Linked DNA regions of Homo sapiens: region 2 is linked to region 1. Evidence: chromatin loops called from intact Hi-C (ENCODE). Cell type or tissue: GM12878. All regions are shown on one strand.

The links. Hi-C counts contacts between places; a loop is a spot of excess contacts. Peaks named below come from ENCODE experiments on the same cell type or tissue, not always from the same donor. Only the 100,000 strongest peaks of a DNase experiment are listed, where the experiment ranks them.
Region 2: it touches region 1 in a loop (5-fold over the local background); 3 of 110 quality-filtered maps call a loop at or near these places.

Annotation. Positions count from the first base shown.
Region 1 is chr14:95,576,010-95,578,509 of GRCh38, reverse strand. All of the region lies in intron 1 of LINC02318 (long intergenic non-protein coding RNA 2318), which reads right to left. Among named protein-coding and RNA genes, the nearest start is that of LINC02318, 3.7 kb to the right of the region's middle. RefSeq lists enhancers at 847-1,768, 1,769-2,500. In GM12878, no CTCF peak of the experiment used is centred here; a DNase peak (open chromatin) is centred at 1,259; H3K4me3 peaks cover 352 bases; H3K27ac peaks cover 869 bases.
Region 2 is chr14:95,660,545-95,663,044 of GRCh38, reverse strand. It overlaps TCL6 (T cell leukemia/lymphoma 6), which reads right to left. Exons shown (of 8, transcript NR_028288.2): 4 at 381-565. Among named protein-coding and RNA genes, the nearest start is that of TCL6, 9.7 kb to the right of the region's middle. In GM12878, no CTCF peak of the experiment used is centred here; DNase peaks (open chromatin) are centred at 154 and 994; H3K4me3 peaks cover 501 bases; H3K27ac peaks cover 1,855 bases.

The DNA.
Region 1 (2,500 bases):
TTGCCACTGATTAAATGTGTGACCTTGGGCAAGTCCTGTGCACATGTTTTCCCCATTAGTAAGACTGGATGACAATATTTACTGTGCAGAGCTGTTAGTGTTATCAAACCCCAAATTTTGGGTTCATGTACCTGATATACAGCAAACCTAACACCGACACATCAGCACTTAGAAGCAGAGGAAGGTTTATTTGACTCGGCTAAAGCAAGAAGGCAGGAGAAGCAGCCTCTCAAATCCAATCTGCCTTTTAACATAACTGGGGGCTTTTATGAGCAAAGCAGGTATGCAGGAGATGGATTCCCCCAATACTCAAAACTGTTTGAGTTCCTCGGCCCAAACAAACTCCTAGATGCTATCAAGGAGGTCTGCATGACCTAAGGATCATTGTTCTTTGAAAGAAAAACAGTTCATCAATCTTGCAGGCAGCCCTGGGGGTTAGGGTAGGAAGTTAATCAATTACTAGTGACTTCCCTCGTGCAAGCAAGCATGCACGGAGGAAGAAAAGGACAAGGAAATAAGTAAAGTGAACATCTTATGATCTTTATAATAAAGGCTTAATTACATTGGGAGGATTAAAACATCATTGTAACAATAATACCAGTAACAATGACATTTAAGCCAGTGTGTCTACTTGTCAGGCACTGCACTATCAAATACCAGCAGCAAGTCTGGCACAAAATAGATGCTCAATAAATGGTAGCTATTGAATCAGGGCCACACATTTAATTGATATTATGATCAAGATGTTCAAGGGAAAAAATACTATTACTTATTTAATGTGGAACAAGTCTAGTCTTTCTCTTGAGCTCCCACCTGCTGGTTAGGAGGCAACAATGTTATTTGGATCCTGTTTAGAGTATTCTCAGAGCTGAGCCCTCAAATTGTATCAGTCTTACTTATGCACCTGTCCTGTTGGCCGTCCTTGTGCTGCCCCTGACACCTGCCTGCTCCCTAAGGCGATGTGGGGAGAGGAGCATATACATTCCAACGTGCTGTAAGGATAGAGATCCTGGCCGGTCCCTGTGAGGCAGGAGAATAGGGCCTGGAGGCCATGAACGTAAGGCTGATCCATGCTGACTTCCTAGAACAAAATCAAATGGAATATAAATGGCTTTGTAACCTCACTTCATCCTCTCCATTTACACCGTTTACACTTTGTAACTTCACATTCATCCTCTCCATTTACATAAACCGCACACACAGTGACATCCTCTCCATTTACATAGACCACACACGCCAAGTGACATCCGCTCCATTTACACTTTGTAACTTCATATTCGTCCTCTGCATTTACATAGACCGCACACACCAAATAACATCCTCTCCATTTACATATTCTGGGCACATTCTGAGTAAATGACTTTGTAACTTATCTTCATTGTCTTCATATACATAGAACATATACCAAGTAACCAGTGGAAAACGTCTAGAGAGTATTGAAACCCCAGAAAATTCTGTAACCAGGGCTCATGAGCCCCTATGCTCCGGCCTGCTCCCACACTGTGGAGTGTACTATCATTTTCAATAAATCTGTGCTTTTGCTTTCCTCACTTTGTGCGTTTTGTCCAATTATTTGTTCAAGACGCCAAGAACCTGGACACCTTCCACCAGTAACACCTGGATGTGCCCCTGGCATGCATGGGTCCCCACAGTCACCTCTGCCCCTGGAGCCCCTGGGGGCCAGGGTAACTCTCAGTCTGATCTTGGGGCTTGTTAGAGGTGCAGGATCCCTCTTGGATTGCCATTGCTGTCACCTCCAGCCAGCCCGTTGGCCTGAGTGCCACCTTCCCTTGCCCAGGCCAGGCCCTTGGGCAGTTCATTCAGCCTCTGTACCACTCAGGAGAAAGCGAAAACTTAAGGTTCCTCAGCTGACCCTCCTGGCACCTTTCTGAAGGTGGGCTCCAGGGCCAGAGGCAACAGCCTCCTCCTTGCCATGAATATCCTCATGGATCCAACACCCTATCTTCCAGACTTGGGCCCAGGAAGAAAAATCAGAAAACAAGCTTCTGCCTCATTGGCCTTCCAACCTCTAGTACCTCCTCCTTTCTCTCCCATGACTCTCTAGGTTCCCATGGGGCTGGCTGCTCTCCCAGAGCCTCCCTGACTCCACTCTCAATGGTGGCCTGGTCTTCCCCAAGCAGACCATGGGGATCCCTAAGAGCCTCTAGGCTTTGTCCTTGATATGCTAATGGAGGAGATAAAGGAATCCCAGCACTTCTTCTCTTCTCAAAGCTTTCAAAACCAGGTCTCACACAGCCTCTCCTGCCTTGGGACAATAAGCCTTCTGGCTCCCCTGGAGGGAGCAGCTGCAAGAAAACCAAATTCAAAGCAAGAAGTGAAAATGCAGTGGTTTAAATTTACAGAAAGATTCTCGTTTGTACATTATTATGATAATTATGGCCCTGGGAATCCGGGTGAGGTCTCCAGAGCTTCAGTACACACTTCAGGCAGAGCATTTGCAAATTCATGGTCTTAAATCCTTAGGACAGAAAGATGTGAA
Region 2 (2,500 bases), 85 kb before region 1:
AGCAGTTTACGTAAGATAAGGTGAACATACAGTAGCTACCTGTGGAGCTATTTAACCTTTTATCTGTAGCTATCTACTTAGGAGCAAAAGGAAAGTCAGCTTCTTGCATGACTCAGCTTTTGGCTTTTTTTTTTTTTTTTTTTTTTTGCCTTTTTGGCATAGTGAACTGGGTTCTGAAGTTTTAGTTTTCCTTTCAGAACCTGCAGCTGCAGCTGTGTCCCATGAGTGTGGTAAGGCTTAGGGTGTTTTTGGAGATGAGCAGACCCAAGTTTTAATTCCAACTATGATGCCCAAATGCTAAGTTAATGTTGGACAAGTATTTAACCAATCTGATCTTCAGTTTGTCATCTGTGAATGCGGAACAATAATAATAATAATACCTTCTTTTGATAATTAGAGATAATGCATATGAGATATAAGCACAGAGCAGATGTTCCATGGCTGGTAAATATTCTCCCTCTTCCTCTTTGTGTGGTTGTCTGCTTGCTGTGTGTCTATGGAAGTCAGATGAGCATTTGCCCAGAGGTTGGTAGATGGAGCCCACAAGCTCATAAGAATAAAATAACTAGAATGGAAACAGAAAATTAGATGTTCCATATGTTGTAACTCATTTTTGGCTGGAAATTATAGAGACCTTGGTTGGGAGTGTCATTAGATACTTGGAAAGGATGGGCGATGATTAGCACAGGTGGCTGGAGATGAACTCCCTGAACCGGCCCTGACATCTTGTTAGAGAGAGAAAAGCTCACATAGGTGTGAGCCTAGAATTTCAGTTAATATGCATTTATTCTGTATCTTGTCATCACAAAGTTGAGTTTCGCAGTCTGCTAAGAAGAGCAAAGAACTTCCCAATAATATTGAAAGGTAATAGTCCTAAGGACCTTGAAAAGCTACATTTGTTAAGGAGTTTACTGTAGAATAGCATGCTTGTTCAGTAAAAGTGAAAAACCACCTTTGTCACAGGTGGTTGATTTCACCGGACAGCGCTGGCGATCATTAACCCACCATGACCTCCCACATTCGCCTTCAGTCACCTCCACCTGTTTTTGCCGGATGCAAAGTATCTGTTTGATGCCAGATAAGTATTTGTTTTGCAAATAAGAATAATGTGGCCGGACGCGGTGGCTTACGCCTGTAATCCCAACGCTTTGGGAGGCCAAGGCAGATCACCTGAGGTCAACAGTTCGAGACCAGCCTGGCCTACATGGCAAAACCCTGTCTCTACTAAAAATACAAAAAAGTTAGCTGGAGATGGTGGTGCACACCTGTAATCCCAGCCACTTGGGAGGCTGAGACAGGAGAATCGCTTGAACCCAGGAGGCAGAAGTTGCAGTGAACCGAAATGGTGCTACTGCACTCCAGCCTGGGTGACAGAGTGAGACCACATCTAAAAAAAAAAAAAAAAAAAAAAAAGTTTAAGTTCTAGATCTACAGATGATCCTGGATCGCCCACATAGGCCCTAAATGTCATCACAAATGTCCTTATAAGAGGGACAGAGGGACATCTGACTGCAGAAAAGGAAAGGCAACGTGAAGACGAAAGCAGAGGGAGATCTGAGGATGCTACACTACTGGCTTGGAAGAGAAGCAAGGGGGACGAAGGGCCAAGGAATGCAGCTCTCCAAGCTAGAAAAGTTCAGGAAGCAGATTCTCCCCTAAAGCCTCAGGAGAGAGCACAGCCCTACCTTGGTTTCAGCCCAGTGAAACTCGTTCTGCACCTTTGACCTCCAGAACTACCAGACAATGTTTGAAGGCACTCAGTTTGTGGGATTTGTTACAGCAGCCCTAGGAAGCTGACATCCCTGTTAAGGCTCAGCGTTGTTCCCAGACAGGGGACTGAGAGCAGGATCCATCCAGCGCTGCTCAGATCTTGCTGTTACCTTCAGGAGGTCCCAGGGAAGAGTTTGGAAAAGGGGAGGCTTTGGGTGTGGAATAGTTAAGTGACTTGTCATACAACCACACCAGAGGACGCTGTGTGGGTGTTAAAAATGACATCCCACAGAGCTTGGATGATGCAGGGAAATGCTTAGGATATAATGCCAAACAAAAAGAACAAGGAGGGAGTATACGTAGTAGAATTGGGCTGTGCTAAAAAGGGGGGCAAGTCCGGTCTGAGAGCAAACAAAACAAAATATTGCAAAATGTACCCAAGGGCTATCTCTGGCTGGGGGGACTCTGGCGACGGCTGTTTACATTGTACTCTTCTGTGTAGGGTCTCCTTTAGGAGGGCTCAGGGCTGCAGAGCAGCAGCCGCTAAGTGAGCAAGTTATAGCCAGAAGATTTTCAAATGTCAGCAGATTGGGAGCTCTGAGATAACATCGGAGACCTCCCAGCTGCTGCTGGAACCCTCAGGGTTGGACCATGGGAGGGGAGGAGGGGGAAGGAGAGAGTGTTGGAAGAACTAAGGAGGCAAGTTACAGACAATAATCTGCCAGCAGACAGGTTTTCTAACCCACCTTGCCTGTGGCTGCGGCACTGTTCTCTTTTTGCTGAGGGAAGT